Linked DNA regions of Mus musculus: region 2 is linked to region 1. The links are chromatin loops, found by intact Hi-C in ENCODE. Cell type or tissue: heart. All regions are shown on one strand. Links, peaks and the distances in the headings refer to the core of each region. The heading gives the core; the rest is flanking DNA. Region 1 overlaps Cdh13 (cadherin 13). Region 2 overlaps Cdh13 (cadherin 13).

What was found. Hi-C counts contacts between places; a loop is a spot of excess contacts. Peaks named below come from ENCODE experiments on the same cell type or tissue, not always from the same donor. Only the 100,000 strongest peaks of a DNase experiment are listed, where the experiment ranks them.
Region 2: it touches region 1 in a loop (2.1-fold over the local background); 2 of 42 quality-filtered maps call a loop at or near these places.

Annotation. Positions count from the first base shown.
Region 1 is chr8:118,503,720-118,513,314 of GRCm38, reverse strand. Cdh13 (cadherin 13) reads right to left here. Exons shown (of 14, transcript NM_019707.5): 2 at 7,600-7,711. Among named protein-coding and RNA genes, the nearest start is that of Gm24035, 82 kb to the right of the region's middle. In heart, for the core only: no CTCF peak of the experiment used is centred there; a DNase peak (open chromatin) is centred at 3,714.
Region 2 is chr8:118,441,218-118,450,812 of GRCm38, reverse strand. All of the region lies in intron 1 of Cdh13 (cadherin 13), which reads right to left. Among named protein-coding and RNA genes, the nearest start is that of Gm24035, 19 kb to the right of the region's middle. In heart, for the core only: CTCF peaks have their summits at 6,062 and 7,248; DNase peaks (open chromatin) are centred at 6,012 and 7,272.

The sequences.
Region 1 (9,595 bases), core at 485-8,484:
GAAGATTGAATTTAGCTGTTGATTTTTTTTTATTTAAAAAAACAAAACAACAAAACAAAACAAAGCAAAACAAAAAACCCCACTGCCCTGGAAGTGCTTTCTTCCACCTAGGTTGATAAGCAAATGGGGCAATTAAATGGCAAAATTCCTTAAGCTTCACCATCAACACTAAACAACGGGATGCCACATAGGAGGCTGAGGAAGACCAGTGCCTCAGAGTTTTAAACTCAGCTCTTGACTCCAGCAACTATAAGAGATATCAGCTTGAGTCAACTGCTTGGCCTAGTTCACCATCAGGTGCTCTCATCCTGTGTGAAAATGGTCACACCAGAGTCACTTTCCTTGAAAGGCTGTTGCCAGATTCCAAGGGACTCTCTTGATAGCTTGGACCGTACAGACAAAGTCATCTCTCAGGACTAGAAAGAGTGTCCTGGTCAGCATGGCCAGTGCACTGTGTCACCACATTCATCTCTAAAGTATACAACCTATCACATTGAAGGAAATGGTCTATCTTCCTGCAGTGTCACATTCGGTGTGGCTTCAGGGGTTGAGCTTGCGAGAGTAATAAGGAGATGAGAAACAGATCGACATATCCATGCATAGAAAAGCTGTGATTCTGTGCTCACTCTGAGGGAGGTACCAACTTGGTACATGGAAATTTAGCATGTTTAATATATATTATTATTATATATTTTAATATATATTTAAAATGTTTAATGTATACTTATATTATATAAAATGTTTAATATGTACTATATTATTATATATAAAGGCTAAGAGCAAAAAGGGATATACGCTCAACATTGAAGAACACAAATTTCTCTTAAAACATAGTTCCTGAAGGTGTTCAATGTATTTATCAAAGCATAATTTATCCAAAGACTGAATGTCTTTTCCTTAACACTTAGTTCCCTTCCCTTCCTCTCCTTTCTCTATATTGATGACAAACAGACCTTTTAAAAGAAAATTCTGCATAGGAGCAAATGATAGCAAAGTCTTTTCTACCTCTTCTTCATTAATGGTTGACCACACCTAAGATTTAAAAAAAAATAAATATGGTGCTATCAATGTAAGATTAAGAAGAAAGAGTTTGACTCCATCATGAAGATTCCATGCCCCAGGACCCCTGCTGCACACTGTGTTTCATCCCTTCTGATTTTCAGGGTGGCTGTGCTCTCTTTCCTCCTGGATTCCCAGTTTAGAGGGTCCTTAAGACTACCTGAAGCCTGTGACTGATGAAACAACAGCAACTGTGACAGCAGATTCTGACCACACACTGCTCTAAGTGAACTCCCCACCATTGCTGGGCCAGTTCTGGCTGTGGCTCTCCTTGTCCTTTCTACAGAAATGAGCCCATTCACACTTGGAGCGCTCAAAGGACTCGCTCACTGTGACACAACTAGAGTATGACTGCATGAGTCACTAATGCATAGTCAGTGAGAACTTAAACCTGTGTCCTCTTAAGCAAGGAACAAAACCCTGGAGCCCATCTCTGTCTCAACCCTCAAGAAGGGAGGACTTAGTGTTAGATATTTTCAAGAAAAGGTGCAGAAGACAGATCGCTAAGTAGAAAGTGCTTTCTACTAAGAATGAAAGGTGCAAGTCTTGGCTTTTCTTCTGAAATGGACCAAATCTTCTCCAGGGACTCTGAGGAAGTTGCCCTTCTCTGTGGCAGGAGTTCTATTGTTTGCTTTTATTTATTTTTTTAAAATGGAATAATATGATCTTGCTAGCATCTGCATAGTAATGGCTCCCAGCCTCCCTTGCAGCTAAGTTGACTACATGTCCAGGTCTACCGATCTATCAGAGTAGAAATGGCACCCATCACTATCAATCTGAGATAGATAAAAATCTTGGATAAATACTTCCACACCCTCTTTCTTTCTTTTTTTTTTTTCCATTTTTTATTAGGTATTTAACTCATTTACATTTCCAATGCTATACCAAAAGTCCCCCATATCCACCCACCCCCACTCCCCTGCCCACCCACTCCCCCTTTTTGGCCCTCCACACCCTCTTTCTTGACCTCCAGTCTTGCTATCTAAGGTTGGAAGGAGAGTCACCTAGATAAGCACCCTGACCTGTATCTATGAGATAGAGTTAGAAATAAAAATTCACTGTGTGAGGTCACGGGGTTGCTCAGTGCCTCAGCCTTAGCATAGCCTTTTCTGCCGGGGATGCAGTGTGACTACACATTGTATTATAGGTATGCTTTGGTGTGGGAATCACTCCTTGTTCATTTTTGTGTTTGGTTTGTGTGTGTATGCATTAGGAGATATAAGCAATGAAGATGGAAATCTGAAGAATACAGTACTTGTAGTGGTTGGGTGACCAATAGCATGTCCATTCTGGATGCTGGGCAGAGGTTGGGGGAATCACAAACATGGTTTCCCCTAGGGAACTCAATGACCATAGATCCCTGGGATATCCAGAAGGTCTGTCTAAGCTGCTTGTGAACAAGGCAGGATGTTACACTTGGTAACTTGGTGTTCCCATCCTGGTGAGGTATGCAGGCAGCCACCCAGGTGAGCTGCTTCCTAACTGTATTTCCCCTTTCCTTGTACTTCTCATTGGATGCTGGGAATAGCCCCTCTTTCAAGTCTGAGATGAAAGCAAAAAATGTTTTGGCCGAATCATGATGAGTTGGGGGCTTTGCATGGCACTCAAAAAGACTCGGAGAAGGAGCTCTGCTGGGTACATGACAAGAGAGAGTGCGGTGCCGTGTTTTGATCCCAGCAGCTTGTTGGAAAATGGCCCTTTAAAGAAGAAAGCAGGTCTAGTTAGCAGTAAGGAGAGTAGAATAAAAAGAGTTATTTGGATGTGAAGGAAATAAAAGGCTTCCGAACAACTGAAGGGAGCTTGTATTGGAGTGAACAGTGAATAAAATATTAGGGAAATAAAAGGAGCAGGGTGACCATTAGTAACAGTTAAAGTGGAAAAAGGCAATTCACTGGGAAGTGAGGAAGAAGATTAAAAAAGGGATAAAAGGAAACGGTGCTGTCAGAACCAAGAAAGCAGGAATAAACGCTCCCAGAACCCGAGACAGCCGAGAGAAAGGGGTTGAACACAAGCCCAGGGGACAAGCAGATGAGCTTCCCCACCGAGTAAAGGGACAACACTTCCAGACAACTTCATAAAATCCTACGGCATGCGATCGATGAATGGATTGTGCTGTACTCTGCCTTTGGAATGTAAAAACTCACAAGGACTTATAACCAAACTTTTTAAAATTGTTTTTAAAAAAATATCCTTTCTGTCTCTCTGTCTCTGTCTCTCTCTGTCTCTGTCTCTGTCTCTCTCTGTCTCTCTCTCTCTCTCTGTCTCTGTCTGTCTCTGTCTCTCTCTCTGTGTGTATGTGTGTGTGTGTGTGTGTGTGTGTGTGTGTGTGTACACCATGGCACCTGTGAAAGCCAGAGGAGGCAGATCTTTCCTTCCCCTACATGGATCTCAGGGATGGACCCCAGGCCCTTAGGCTTGGCAGTGATGCTCCACCCCCTGAGTAATCATGCTGGTCCTATAACCAGATTTCCTAACTATTACAAATACAGTAAACATATAAACTGTACATATCATAAACAGGCAGGCCCAGGACCCTATCACTCACCTACTCTTTCATAACCTCTGGCACCCATACAGCGTCAGCTTCTATTTCTGTTGCGGGAAATAATAAAAAGGAATGGCAAGTTTCCCACGCTACACCCAGCTACTCTCTGCACTGGTGCGCTGCACTGGTGGCAATGGCCAGCCTGTTCTTATCTCATGGAGAGTCTCTGACTCAGAGCTCCAAAATCTCTCCACCCAGGGCACTAAGTTCCCACTGGCCAGTCACTACCACACCAGCCCCATGCTTCAAATCCCCCATGGCCTTTGTGGTGCACATCTCGTAAAACCATGCTTAGCCGCCATACCTTTCTCTCTTGAACCCAGTCGAAACACCACATGAAGGAAAATGCCACACCGACTTAGTTCAGAAAGAATGGTAACTCAATTGCTGGACACAACAACTAGAATCCTAATCTTGTAAGCCATATAAAATCTAAATCTTCTGGTGGCAAATCCTGGTGGGCCCACCATTGAAACTGGGAGACACCAGCAGCTACATCTTGTCCTTACACTATCCCCATCCAAAAAACCCCGAACTCTCTCCTGCTTCCCCTTATCCTCCTTCCAACCTGGAAGTCCCACCTAGTTGCCCAGTGATTGATTTCTTTATTTATTAGGGGGAGGTTCACAAGGAGTCACATGAGTCTGTGACTCATTTCTCCTTCCAGACAACCCTTCCTGGAGAAGCAGAATTAACATCAAAATACAACAGCACCAAGGCCATCCACAACATATTTCTGCACAGCAAACACTTTCATTTATCTTTAAAATGTAAATTCATGGATCCAAAGTTGTTTTTTTTTTTTTCCCCTAACTTTCTGGCTCTGATCAACTTTTACTTTCCATTTATGATCCAGGAATTAGTTTCTGCCAGCACACACACCTCTCACCTCTCACCATTGGCTCTTCACACTTTTTCAGAGACAAAAGGGGTTTGTGTTGAATCTTCTGAGATGCATACAAGGCACAGAGAGAAGGTTTGGGGGTTAAGAGAACATGATGTTTCCCCAAGACTCAAGTTTGTTTCCAAGCACCCATACCACAAATGCCTGTAGCTCACAAATGCCTGTAGCTTCCCTTTGTAGTGGTTCTCAACCTGTGGGTTGCCACCCCTTCAGGAGTCAAACGACCCTTTCACCGAAATTGCCTAAGAACCTCAAAAGAAAAAGAACATTATGGTTCATAACAGTAGCAAAGTTAGGCTGGGTGGTGGTGGCGCATGCCTTTAATCCCAGCACTTGGGAGGCAGAGGCAGGCAGATTTCTGAGTTTGAGGCCAGCGTGGTCTATAGAGTGAGTTCCAGGACAGCCAGGGCTATACAGAGAAACCCTGTCTCCAAAACAAAACAAACAAACAAAACAACAACAACAACAACCCAGTAGCAAAGTTAAAATTATGAAGTAGTAACAAAAATAACTTTATGGTGGGAGTCACCACCCATGAGGAACTGTAGTGAAGGTCACAGCCTTAGGAAGGTCAAGAATTGCTGCTCCAATGGATGTGATACCCTTTTCTGTCCTGAGAGGGCACCTGCACTCAGGTGTGCATAGCTCCATACGGACAAACAGGCACAATTAATTAAAAATAAAACTTTGAAATTGTACAGAAAAGAACTTATAAAGAGTAAGAAGAGAGAGTAGAAGTGATTGGGGAAACATTGGTAAAATATTAAAAGGGTATTTCCATTTAATATTCTCAGCTTTGACATCCCTCTTTGGGTGAAATAAACCGGCCGTGGTCTCTCTTGGAGACTCCGATTTTCTTAAACAGTTTAAAACAGGCATTCTCCAGTGTCTACAGACTTTCTTGCCCACCTAGACACAGTTAACCTCAACCACAGACTATACTCAGAACAAACTCTATTCGTTGTTTCCTTGAGAGGAAGTTACAAGTACCTAACTGACCCTGCTCCTTGTGTTCTGCCTTAGTGACAGATGTGGACAAGCAGTCTCACCTCAAAGGCTAATCAGATTTTGCTGACCCAACATCTCACACACAAACATCAAATTTTAAGTTGTGACTGATTCCCGTAAGGCTGGATTTCCCTGTGTGTGTTGTCATAGGTAGCAAGCCTAGTCTCATTTAGCATTTAGCAGCTTACACAGGCTCAAGGGCCATAACCAAGTTAATTACTTGGGGGATTAAGACAGAGCATGCACACACGCCCCTCTGATATTGGAATGTACAGTATGCTGCAGTTTAAATTAAAAAGACCCCCTAAACTATGATTGTTCCCAGCTTCTTGGTGCTGAATTGAAAGCTGTTTGGTGTCATGAAGATTATAGAAGCAATCACATTTATGGGCCTGCTTTGCATAGCAGCTCTATTAATTTCCATATTGAGGGTAGCTTTGCATTTCCCAACATGTTAACATCGATGCCATTGGGGGGTAATCACTTGGTACAAACAAAATAGAATGCAAGAGACAGAGACAGAGACAAAGACAGACAGACAGACAGACACAGAGATGAGGGAAGAAGAGATCTAGAATATTTGTCATCAATCAAGGTCTACTTGAAATATATTGATTCTTATCAGCACAGACATCAAAGAACAAATGAGTATTCCTGAGAGCCTGACCCAGAGTCACCCTCAGAAATGCAGTTACCAGGAAGTTGTACACTGAGATCCACTTCTTTTGTACCTTGTCATTAGACCCTAACTGCTGAGATGCTCCATCTCATTGGTGTAACTGTGTCAGGGTCTTCCTGGGCTCTAACTTGGAGACCCAGATGCTCAGCATCCCACGTTGATGGTTATGGCTCGAAAGAGCCATATAACTCTTATAACAGGCACCGGCCTCCCAGAGCATCCTGACCAGTCAAGCTGGGTTTTTGTTTTGTTTGTTTGCTTGTTTGTTTTTACCCAAATCAGCCGTGTACTACAAAAAATAAAGGAACGGGCCTAGCACAAAAGGTTATCGTGAATTTATAAAGGCAAACACATAAGCAATCACCCTCTTTACAGGTACCCTTGAGCATCTGACCTAATTGCGCCACTGCTTGCATATCCTCTATACTCAAAGATCAAAGAGGCTGGGGGTCTGGAGAGATGGCTCAGCCATAGGTAGCACCTGCTGTCCTCGCAGAGGATCAGAGTTTGGTCTCCAGCATGCATACAGGGCAGCTCACAACCATAATCAGCTCCATCCCAGAAGATCAAATGTGCTCTTCTGGCCTTTTCAGACAGTCGAGCTCATGTGCACACCTTCGTGCACACAAATATAGCCATGTGATCAAAAATAAAATAAGCATCCAAAAATGGTAAAATGAATGGTGCTCAAAAAGTCTGTAAAATATTGGTCAGGTCTACCACCGATTTCAGACTCTATTATGTAAAACCTGCACTTGCTAGCCATCTACCTTCATGTTTTTGATCTCTTAAAGGTAAGGTAATATGATATTGGTGTTAAGTACAGTGGGAGATCATAACCAGATCTGAGAGATGCACATTTTTAGGAAATCAATGGGAATTTGGGGGAATTTGAGTTTAATCCACAGAAGCAGCAGAAAAGATTTGAATCTTTTTCAAAACCCTCTTATCAGCCTTAAGAACAAGAGTTTTTGATTCCTGCGTCTACAAATTCCCAGCCACCAATACCCGGCCCTCGCCTTACTTTGATATAATCCCACACATGAGGAAGGACAGGCAGAGCGGCAATCTATAAGAAGGGGATGAATTTACTCTTGGGTCTGCCCTGTGACGAGATGGATTTCTGTCCCTCCACATAGTACAGAGTCACCCTGGAGGTTGGCATTTGCCTTTTCTAGATGTGGGGCAGCAGGGCTCACTGGAGATGAAATACTGAGAGGAGATACATGTCAGGTATTAATCCTCAAACTGGCAAGTCTGTCATTCGACAGCATCCACCCAGGGCCAAGCAGCGACATAAGGAACACGATCGGAAAACACGAGGATGTCCAACATCCTGAGATACGTTACAAACAGCAGAGGAGTCCGCGTGAGCGGGCCCAAGGTATTTCTGGAGTAGCTTACAGTTTAGGACAGGCTGGTCCTCGATGAATTCGGCAGGCTGGTGGATGTGTAACACTTTCCGCTGGAATCCAGGGGTGCACTCCAGATCATCTGCAGACGTGACCAGGAGCACCTGAGGAAAGGAAGCGATCAATATTTTAACCGCAGCTAGCATGTTTGCCCTGCTAACTTCTTTCTTCCTTTTAACGAAATCGACGACCTATAGAAATGAGCTGAAGTTTTAACTTCATTTTCCCAAAGGAAGAGGCGAGTTGCTGCACCTCTCATGCCTGCCAACAGCTTTTTTTTTTTTTTTGAAGATGCAAAAATCAGAAACAGCTGCTGCAACTTCCATTAAGTTGAAGTTAAAGAAATACTTGCTGTAAGAGTTTTACACCTGCTAAAGATCTCACTATGGCCACCATGTGTGAAATTTCATTACAGAAGCTGTCAATTTCTGGTGGCGCCTGAGTTAGAACATGCCTCATGTTCATACATGCAAAGGAACAATGCCATCTCCAAGGAGGAGGGAAAGGGAAGCAGACCTTTCCCACTGGAGCAACTTCCAGAAGTACTTATTTCAAAGCCTATTGGATCTTAACCCAGCTCTACCATGGTGGTCAGGAGCCACAGAGTGGCCACCAAACAATGTAGCTGACCCCAAAATGGCACATTGTTCCCTATGTTATCAACTTGACATAAGACAGAGTCACCTGGCAAGAAGGAACTTCAGCTGAGGGATCGCCTTCATCAGGAAGGTCTATGGATAAGTCTGTGAGAGACTGTCTTGATTATGGATGTGTGAGTGGGAGGGTCCTGCCCACTGTGAGATGTGCCACCAGTGCGTAGGTGATCCTAGCTTAGCAAGCTATGAGGAGCAAGCCAGTAGGCAACATTCTTCCATGGAAGTTCCTGACTTCACTTCTCTCAATGATGGCCTGTGATCCGGATATGTAAGACAGATAAATCTTTCCCTCCCCAAATTGCTTTTGGTCATGGTGTTTAACAAGCCACATACAGAATATAAACTGTGATTAAAAAAAAAACTTATAGCAACTATGCATTGAACCTGCCGTGTTTTATATGTGCTGCTAAATATAAGTGGTGCTGTTATAATTAATCTCACCACTTTCTTTACACTTTTGCAAATTTGGCTAACCCAGAATATAAAATGTAAAATACTTTTCAAGGCCTCACTCTTTGTCCTTGGGATGTCTTCATCTCCATCATTCAAAACAAACAAAAATGAAGCCTGGGCTGTAATGGCTGCAAAGTACTTCCTAAACTTGGCACAGCTGTTGCTGTTTTGAAAATAGTACAGCTAAGATGATTCCCCTTATAAGATAGGGCCCACCAACTTGTATATATGTGTGTGTGTGTGTGTGTGTGTGTGTGTGTGTGTGTGTGTGTGTGTGTGTGTGGGTGGTGGTGGTAGTGGTGGTGGTGGTGGTGGGGGGGGGGCATGGCAGGAGGAGTTACATGGTTCATAAAGTGACATACTAGGATCCTCACAGGGTACATGAGGTTTCTCAACTGGGAAGATAATTAAGCGATTACCATTGTTAAGAAGGGGGAGGCTCTTCGTGTCTGTCACATGCTTCTGTAAGTAGCCCCAATTTATTCTCACTGGCTCAGCAAGCCAGACTTGGGTGGAATCTGTGAGTGACCATTGTGGGGTGAATCGTCATTTGTCTATAACTCCCCACAAGTCACTTCTGTGCTTTGGGATATGAGCGTACATGACGCCCTCTGGGGCAAGGTCTAACTTAGATAAAACTAGACTTAATCTCCATAGGCAGAAACTATCATCTCCAGGAAGAGAGGCCTGACTGGGTGTTCGTCTGTTTATACCAAGTGTCTGCCTCACACACTGGTCTGCATCTTTGGCTTCAACATCAAAGCTGCCATGTTTGAGCCCTTACCACACGGCAAGTACTGTGTTAAACTCAGTCTGAACATAATGTGGGTTAGTCTCCCTGGCAGCCTCGTGATGCAGTCGGCTATATTTGTAGGAAGT
Region 2 (9,595 bases), core at 1,122-9,121, 63 kb after region 1:
AAGAAGAATGGCAAGCACATTGTAATAATTTGTAATCATTTTGCATGTAGCATATGGATTTGTTGAGGAGACAAATCTAGCATTCCCAATTTCCTATCTCTAACTACCTTTCATATTTTCTTCATTACTGGCCCCAGAACATGCCTGTATCCTCTTCTTACCTTAAGTTACACTTAGCAGGAGCTTTGCTGCTTATAACCATCCTCTGTAACTTCACATCTTTGGACCATGACTAAACCTGATAGTTTCTAGTTGCTAGAGAAATTCCTGAGCTGTTGCACACAGCTAAGGAGTCCTGAAGGGCAGAGTAGATTATGCAGGGTCTCCCCTGGACACATTTGAATCCTTAGGAGCTAGAGGTTCTTCAACAGGTACTAAGCAGGAAGATGAGGAGAGCCTACAAGGGGAGCCACAGTTTATGTATTCACCAGGTGGCTTCATGTGAACAGATGGATAGTTGGTGGGTGGGTGGAGACAAATGATTTAGAAATAAATCTGTGTAAACTCGGAGGTGACAACAGCCATCATCTCAAAGCTCTGTGAAGGGTGAAAAATGACTACATAGGAAGGCAAGCAGGATTGGACACATGCTGGTTCTTGAGAATACCCAATACCCCCTACTTCTTACGCATCTCAGATGCCTTAAATGGCAAAGGGAAGAATTTTAAGCGTTGACATCCATCCTGGCTTCATAGAGATAACAATAGGAACGCCGATCTACCTTTGAGCTTCTAGGGAGCCTTTTCCCTTTCTTCTGTGGCTTAGTGGCCCCAAATATGCCACACAGGATCAAAATAAGGGAATAAGATGCATGGAAATGCATGCACCTTATTTAAATAAGTGAATAAAATAGCCAAACTCCCTAGAACACTGGACTTCTCATTTGAGACTCTCAAATCCCAGAACAAACTTTAATCAGCCCAGGATCAGTAATCCTTTGGGCTTTAGGTAAATCTTGGTTTTGTTTTTTTCTTCATTTATATAATGAGATGCACAGTTGTTAACTGGCATGGCCAAGGGCAAGCAACGTGCAAATATATGTAAATATATATCAATCATGTATAGCTGATCACAAACCTATTATTCTAAAGAATCATTTCAGATGAATGGCTTTTAGCCAGTATGTCACGACTCCTTTTGTTTGTTGATGATGCTTCAGGGGAATTATATATCTGAAGTACTACATATCTTAAGTACTACAAATATTGGGAGGGCTGAAGGTCCCCTAAAGTCCATTCTTGGTCTTGACTCAATGATACTGAAATTAAAAGTTTGATTTAAGAGGAAGAACCACTTTGGATTGTCTTCATTGAGAAAAAGCCCTTTGGGAATTGACTAGTTACCATTTACCCCAAGATAGCCAGGAAGACTGTTTGAATTTTGTGTGCATGCATGTGAACATGTGTGCACATACATGCATACACATGTTCTTCTGTGTATACATATGTGTACATGTGCATATGGGACGACTGAACATCATTCATCCTGAATTTGGAGGTAAGGTCTCTTTCGTTGGCCTGGAACTCACCAAGTAGGCCATGTTGGCTGGCCAGAGAGCTTCAGGGATCCACTTATATCTTCCTCCCCAGGGCTAGGATGCTACGTGCCACCACATCTGTCCTGTTTTCATGTGTTCTGAGGACAGAGCTTACTTAGACCTTCATGATTACACAGCAGGCGTCTGACCTACTGAGCTACCTCCCAGGCCATGAACTTGTCTTGCTAGAAGAACAGGAGATGGCTTTCAAAGAGGTCTCATTCCATGATTGAGGTATAACTTTCTCATTCACTAAGGAAGACCTTTTGGCGTAATTTCAAATTTGGTTTGCCCCAAAGGAAGGACATAAATGAAAATCAATCTTTAGAAAATTATTCTTGATATGATGGTAAAAACCACAATCATTGACCGGGTGCTAAAGAGTGCCTATCTTTTAATCAACATGGCAGCCATAAGTGCATCTGGAATTTCATTTAAGAGCACTGGGCAGGGCCTGGGTCAGCATCTACTTTGAAAATAGATGCAGTCTGCTCACACCAGTGTATCAAGCTAACATAGCAGCTTCATTATTTCTACTTAGGAGCCAATAAATTGTCCAATTCTGACAGCTAGAAGCCTGGTGTGTAGTTGCCATAAAGCCAAAATCTATAACATCAAGAGATACGGAGACATATGTTGGAATGAAAAATCTGTAGTTTGTGTGGATTTCAATTTGAAAAAGCAAATTCAATAGCCTCAATGTTTTTCCTCCCCTCCTTAAAAGGCACAAAACATTCTTTTTCTATTTGAAAGATGTCTCTGTTAATTATAAAAACACAAAAACCACACGCTGACTAGGAGGACACTCAGAAGTTTCCGATGGAGGCAAATGGGTCCAAGTGAATCAACGGAGAGAGGCTCCATTTATTTCTCCCTTATTATAAAAAGGGGTTAGTAATGTTGGGGACAGTGAAGTGTTTGCCCCGATGGTGTCCCCTCCACAAGCCACCTCCAGAAGCTAATGAGCTTGCAGAGCAAACTGCTGGGAGCATCTTGATATTAGGGTTAAAAGCCCATCTTATGGTAAATTACCGCTCCACTCTAATTTGGCAAGAGTAAATGATTTGTAGTTCAAGTGGGGACTTGGTGCCAAGTTCCTAATTTGGGCTTCAGAAAATATTTCAAGACCAACTTTCATTAGCATCCGTTTACAAATGAATTATGTATAAGCAACTGAACCGAACAACAGCAAAATACCAAGTATTGAACTTCCCTTTGGTGACTATCTAGATTCATCCCTTTATAAACACGACGGTGGATACTCCACACTTTTCAATACGATGAGTATACACAGGGAAGGAGGTTGGTATTGACTTTGTCATATATATCCTTGTCATTTGTTGTTCTGAGTAGACTCGATGGGCTTGAACAGTGAGGAAAAAAAAAAAGACAAAATTTAGTGGTTCAGTGAGGAATGTGGTGGTAGACACCAAGGCCTGGAATCCCATAAAGACCCAAATAACTGCACATCTTTGAGCAGACCACTCTACCTGTCTAGACCTCAATTTTCTCACCTGAAAGATGAAAATTAAAATGGTGCTCATATGTGATGGTTATGGCTACCTTACAAAGTAATTCTCACTTAGCAGACCACGAATGTGTAGTGCTACTCAGCACACATACTTAGCCCAGTACCTAGCACGTACAAATGTCTCATAAATACTAGGTAGTGTGCTACATCCAACAGTAGTGAGGAGGACAAGGGATGGCAGAAATAAGAGAAGAATGAAGGGGAAGCATTTTCTGACCCCACCCCACCCCACCCCCGTTACATGCTTTCAAACACACAGAGCTTCAGAACATGCCACAGTCAAATAAACACTATTAGGATGGAGGGCTAAATTCATGAGGGCTAAACACATCCCCCTCGTAGTCTACAGCTATAGCAACACAGTACAAGAAAGATACCTGTAGGTGCTGTCTGTAAGGAGCAAGATACTGAAGTCAAGCATGGTCACCCTTGGGTCTATGGAAAGGAAGTCTTTCCATGCAATCAGATAGAAAGAGCTGGTGCAGAGCCCAGGAAACCAGGGTCTTTGTTCGTTTGTTTTGTCTTGTCTTATCACTTTTGCAAACGTCAGATTCCAAACTGCCTCTTAAGAGCCATGCTAGCCAGCAACACAACCGCTAGGCAATTTGGCTCAGGGCCTTGCTTAGTGGTCAATACCGCTCTTCCAGAGAAACCCCACAACTAAAGAGATGGAAATATAACCACAGCTTAAAGTGTTAAGCACTGTTAGCTCAGTTGTGTATGTAGCTCTTAGACTCTGGTCAACCCTGCAACTTTTCATTATACCCTCCCCAGTCCCTTTCTCCCGAGAACTCCTCCTGATTCTTAACATGGGACACCAGCAGGGACCTGCGAAGAGGCGGGAAGGTCAATTGCAGAAATGTGCTTCCATGTCTACTTTGTAAACAGCTTCTTCATGTATCCCCCTTTTCCATGGCCTGGTTGGGTTGGACGGTGCTGACCCTGCTGGCATCTTGCCAGAGTCCTCTCTGGGAACTTGGAATCTTCCTAATCAAGTTATAGACCCCTGTCTAGCTGAAGCACGTTTCCCAGTAGAGACCAGCCAGCTTCCCAAACCCGCTGATGGCCTGCAGCCAGAGGCCAGCCTGAGCACTCAGTGATGGCAACTCCCCGGCACGCACGGACATTTGTAAAACTCATGCCCATCCGACAGCAGGGCAGCAACTTCTACAAATGGCCCTGAGGGACACAGACATTCCACAGCCCCTGGGAGGAAAAGTTGACCTGGGCTAACAGCTCACATCAATGACCCCCTGCAGCCCCTGGACTCCATTCCCTTTGGAGTGGCAGGTAAGGAGCGATAGCTAGGATCTTCAACCCATTTCAGAAAACCTCACATGGAAAGCCAAGCAACACATTTTAGCAAGAGTCCCTGGGAGAAAAGGAAAGCTTTCATGGGCACATGAATATTTTACGTAGTGTGGAAAGAGATCTGAAACCAGACAGACCTGAGCCCTAATATTAGCGTATGGGCTGCACCACTCCTGCAAGCAAGCTTAACTGCTTCATGCACTTTGCTTTATCAGAGCTGAAAGCGGGGGTTGGTGAGGAATGCAACCCACAACAGGAGGATGGTTCCCATACGTGGAACATGGTACAGTCAGTAAGAGCCACTTTCATGGCTCCACTTAAAACACAGACCTGTAGGAGACTTGGCCTGCAGTGTAATCACCAACAACAGTTGTCTCAGCTCACAGCTACTGGGAAGAGAAGGTGTCTCCTTACTGGGCAACAGCTAACTATTGTCTTAGTCTGGTCAATCATAGGGATAGAACAGACCCAAGGCCAGTCATCAGGGAGAACACTGAGAAGAATACAGTTTATCATACACAGTATTTATTATGTATTATTTATACACAGTATAAAGAAATCCCAGGATGGAGTTAAAAAGTGTGTGTGTATGTGTGTGCATGTGTTCATATGAATATAGACCTAGACATGGCATACACACATTATACATAAATATGCATGCACATATATGCTAATACATAAACACATTTAATACATGCTCACAAACATAAACAATAAACACAAAGATATATATACATACATACAAATATATTTATACATGTACATATACACATATGCACATATACACAAATACATAGATGTACATATACACATACACACACACACACATATATATATACACACACACACACACACAAATATACATATACATACATAAACATAGAGACTGTAGACTTGTAACTCTGTGCCCTTACAAATTTACCAGTAGATTTCATGTCTTTAACATTGAATTAAATCACCCTGCATGCCTAAGTCTAAATAACATTTTACCTTAACACGGAGGTAGTCAGTACCTCTTGGGTGGTAGGGGAGCTACCTTTAAAATCTAGATGAACATCGGTGTTGATGTGAGGTGGTGAGCAGGTCTCATTTCTTAAGGTCATTCAGACACACCAATAGACCCAGCCGGGTCTATTCAGATCACTGCCTAAGTGGTGTGACAAGAATTTCCCAAAATCTTGGGTTAGGTGTCATATCAATAATATCTGCCCTTGAACTGCATCAAGACCCAGTGACAACAGAGCCTGTTCTCTCTAGAGCTTTGTGTCATGGCACACAATGGCAATGCTTGTCCTGTGGCCATATCTGTCCTTGCTCCCATTGTCCTTTAGCCACCGTTGTCCCACTGGGCTTTGTATGGATGAGAATGTAAGGCCTGGGCTCTCTCAAGCCACTGTGGTATTGAGCAGTGGGTGGCACATCTCAGCCAACAACAGCTGGCACCTCCATTGTTTTCACCTCATGGGGAAAGCTACAGCATGTTATTCCAGAGACAAGTCGGTGTTTATCTCATCTGTACTTCGTGCAGCTTTCAAACCGAAATTTAAAACAATGGTCAATGACTCATGCTAACTACGTGGTCAAGAATCAGATCCACCACACCCTTGTTCTGGGTAAGGAAAGGTTGATGACGTCCTGTCCCCAGTGGCCACCCAGTCCTGGTGAAAAGAAAAAGATCCGCATTCAGCCTCTTGGGGTAGATGGCCCCCAGCACATGCAGACACAGCCATGTCAGAAACCTGGCATGCTTCTGTTACCCGTGGAAGGAGAGGGTGCCATACACCCCAGCTTTCCCCCTTTCCCCAGCCTGCTGCTGGATCCCCTCCAGCCTCATATAATGGTGACTAAATACGTGTCTCAGCAGGGAAGCTCCAGGAGACCTCTCAGCCGCAAAGGCAGAGTCTGTCCTAATACAGCCCGTTATCAAACATCTAAAGCACAAGTTCAGAATTTGTATCAGCCCAAGAATCCTAAGTGGACCTAAAGATCAAAGGATGGAAAGAAAATTCATAAGAAGGATCAACCCGGGGAAAGGTGCATTTCCACCGGAAGATGGCTTATCAGTCTCCCACACTGAGAGCATAGCTCCCAGAGTATGCAGCCTGGAACAGAAAACCTATCCTGTTGCTCCATGAACTACTAAATGTATGGGTTATTGTCTAAGAGGGTTTTACTGCTGTGAACAGACACCATGACCAAGGCAACTCTTATAAGGACGACATTTCACTGGAGCTGGCTTAGAGGTTCAGAGGTTCAGTCCATTATCATCAAGGCGGGAGCATGGCAGCATCCAGGCAGACATGGTGCAGGCAGAGCTGATAGTTTTCCATCTTCACCTAAAGGCTGCTAGTGGAAGACTGACTTCTCAGCAGCTAGGCTGAGGGTCTTAAAGCCCATACCCACAGTGACACACCTACTCCAACAAGGCCACACCTATTCCAATAAGGCCACACCTACTCCAACAAGGCCACACCTATTCCAACAAGGCCACACCTATTCCAACAAGGCCACACCTACTCCAACAAGGCCACACCTACTCCAACAAGGCCACACCTACTCCAACAAGGCCTTACCTATTCCAACAAGGGCATACCTCCTAATGGTGCCACTCCCTGGGCCAAGCATATACAAACCATCACAGTTACTCAAGAGTTCCCATCCTAAAATCAAGAGATCAGCCAAGAGCAGGGCATGGTAGAATAGACCTACAATCTCAGCACCTGGCAGGGAGTGGGGGAGGCAGGAGGATCATTAGAAGTTTGAGGCCAGCCTGGGCGACAGAGCAAAACCCTGTCTCAAAACCAAAAACAAAGAGAGTTGACCAGGAAATGGAATAGATTCCACACACTCCCTCCACCGGGCCACAGAGGGCAGTAGAGACTACAGTGCTGATGAACCCTGCCTCTCTCTCCATTCAGATGATTGAGGGCATTCATCTATTAGTTGAATTACACTGGGTATGCCTCTCTTCCGTCCTGGAACCTGGGCTTCCACTGTAAAAGGGGGGTGTGGGGTGTGCTTACCTCTTTCTCTGGGAGGCTGGGAGGACCAGGAAAAGGACACATGGCACACCAGACAGATAAAGCCACTGTGAGTTAACACCAGGAGGGCAAAACCTTTTGCATCTTTCTCAGATTCTGCATCCCAGAGCTCAAGAGCATTTTTGTTTGTTTGTTTGTTTGTTTGTTTGTTTTTTAAACTGTTAGACCCAGAGAAATGGCTCAACACGTAAAGGCACTGTCACAAAGCTTGGAGAACTAGGATCCCACCCTAAGACATGTGATAGAAGAACCAACTCCTGAAAACTGTCTTTTGAGCAATATATATATATATATATATATATATATATATTTTATATATGTCTTTTGAGCAATATATATATATATACATACACACACATATATATACACACACATACATACATATATATACATACACATACATACATACATTTATATACACATTTATGCATGCACACACACACATACACACACATGCTAAATGCACAAAGTAAATAGTAATACATTGAAATGTTTTATAAAAAAAATTATTCTGTGCCTAGACCTGGATTTGGTAACCACAGGACCCAGCCTGCTGCTGTCTTAGCTGGCTACAGAGTGTGTGAGCCAGGCAAATGGACATTGCAATCAGACACCAACAGATCACCAAGGAAAGACAGGGGCTGAGTTTCTGTACTCTGAGACCATCCCTGGCTTCTCTGTGGAATGGGATGAGAACTCTACTGTAGAGGAGACGGCATGGAGCACTCTGTAGCTATTATTTTTTAAGTCCTAAATCTTTCGGAAACAGATTGCTTTTGTGTCGATGCGGGCTGAGAGGAGTGGGTTTCCACTCTCTACGAGAAAAGACGCAGGCAGAGCGATCAACTTGGAAGAAACTAGAGTCAGGAAAAATTGGTTTGAATTATTCTACGGCTTAGATAAAATACCATAACTGCTTTGGAGTTCTGAGACATGGCGCCGAACAGGCTTCGAATTTACAAGTTGTTTGCAAAGATGTCACAACAGCACTGTTCCACTCAGTCAAAGAGAAATTAAGCCCCCGAGACAATACAACTTGCAAGAGTATTTTCTGAATGAACCAAATGTGTTGCACGTGGCTTGGACCAGACCTAGAAGCAACTCAATGGTTCACCAGTTTCCTGAAGAGCTTGCCTCTGGGGGTGAGGGGGAGAATTTGAAAGGATCTTCATTCCTAGATGCCCCAGGGGAAAGGAAAAGGAATAGAAAAGAAGAAAGTATTTTCTAGAACACAAGTGCAGCTGTTTGTTTGTTTCCGTCTTCACAATGCTGGTGAATGGTAGGAAGCATTTTTTTGTTACACTTATCTCCCTTTTCCTGTCTGGGTAATCTAAGGGGCTTCTAGCAAGGAGGTAGTCGTACTGCCACCCAGCAAAGCCTGGCCACCCAATCCAGCAAATGCTCCGACTTAAGGGCACTCGCTGCTGCCTCGGGCTGTCCCTTTCATTCTTGACTCAAGGGGAAACTAAACTGAGGGGCCCATCTTCCAGCCTAAACAGTTACCCTGAGATGCCTCCGAGTCTTCTATAGTTCCTCACAGGCCTTTCAACGCCTTGGGAAAGGGTCTGGGGAACAGCCTTGTTGATTCTGAGCATCTCAGTAGACAGGAGGGAAGAAGCTGAGCGGAATGGAATGAGAGATATCAGTGCTTGCTCGGTTACTATATTGGGTCTGAATATTTTTCCAGGGGTCTGACTTTTAAATGATGTGGCCTAGCAGGGGTTCACTGAACATGGGCAGACTGACACGGAAATAAGAATACTCATTTGGGAGAATGGCCTTTGCTACTTGAGGTACCAAGCTCAATTGGATAATGAAACACTGGGAACTCAGCAGGGTATTTTTTTCACCTAAATAAAGAACACTCAATTAAATTCTTTTTCATTTGGACAGGAGGGGTGGAACAGTTTTTTTTTTCCCCTTCCTTTTCTACACAAAGTATCTTCTTGGCTCTTGGCCCATAATTTCCCCCCTTCTTATTATTGCCTCTTGACTCCTCCTCATAGTGCACAGTGAGTGTCTTCACACCCTGCCTTCTCACAAGTTGATGGAAAGTTCCCCCATGTTGCTCTTGGAGATGCTCATTACCAAACGAACTGAGGAATGGCTTTGGCAGGCGATGCATTGGTGATGCTTCCAGTCGCTTCTGAGACCTCCATGCCATGGGCCACTTGC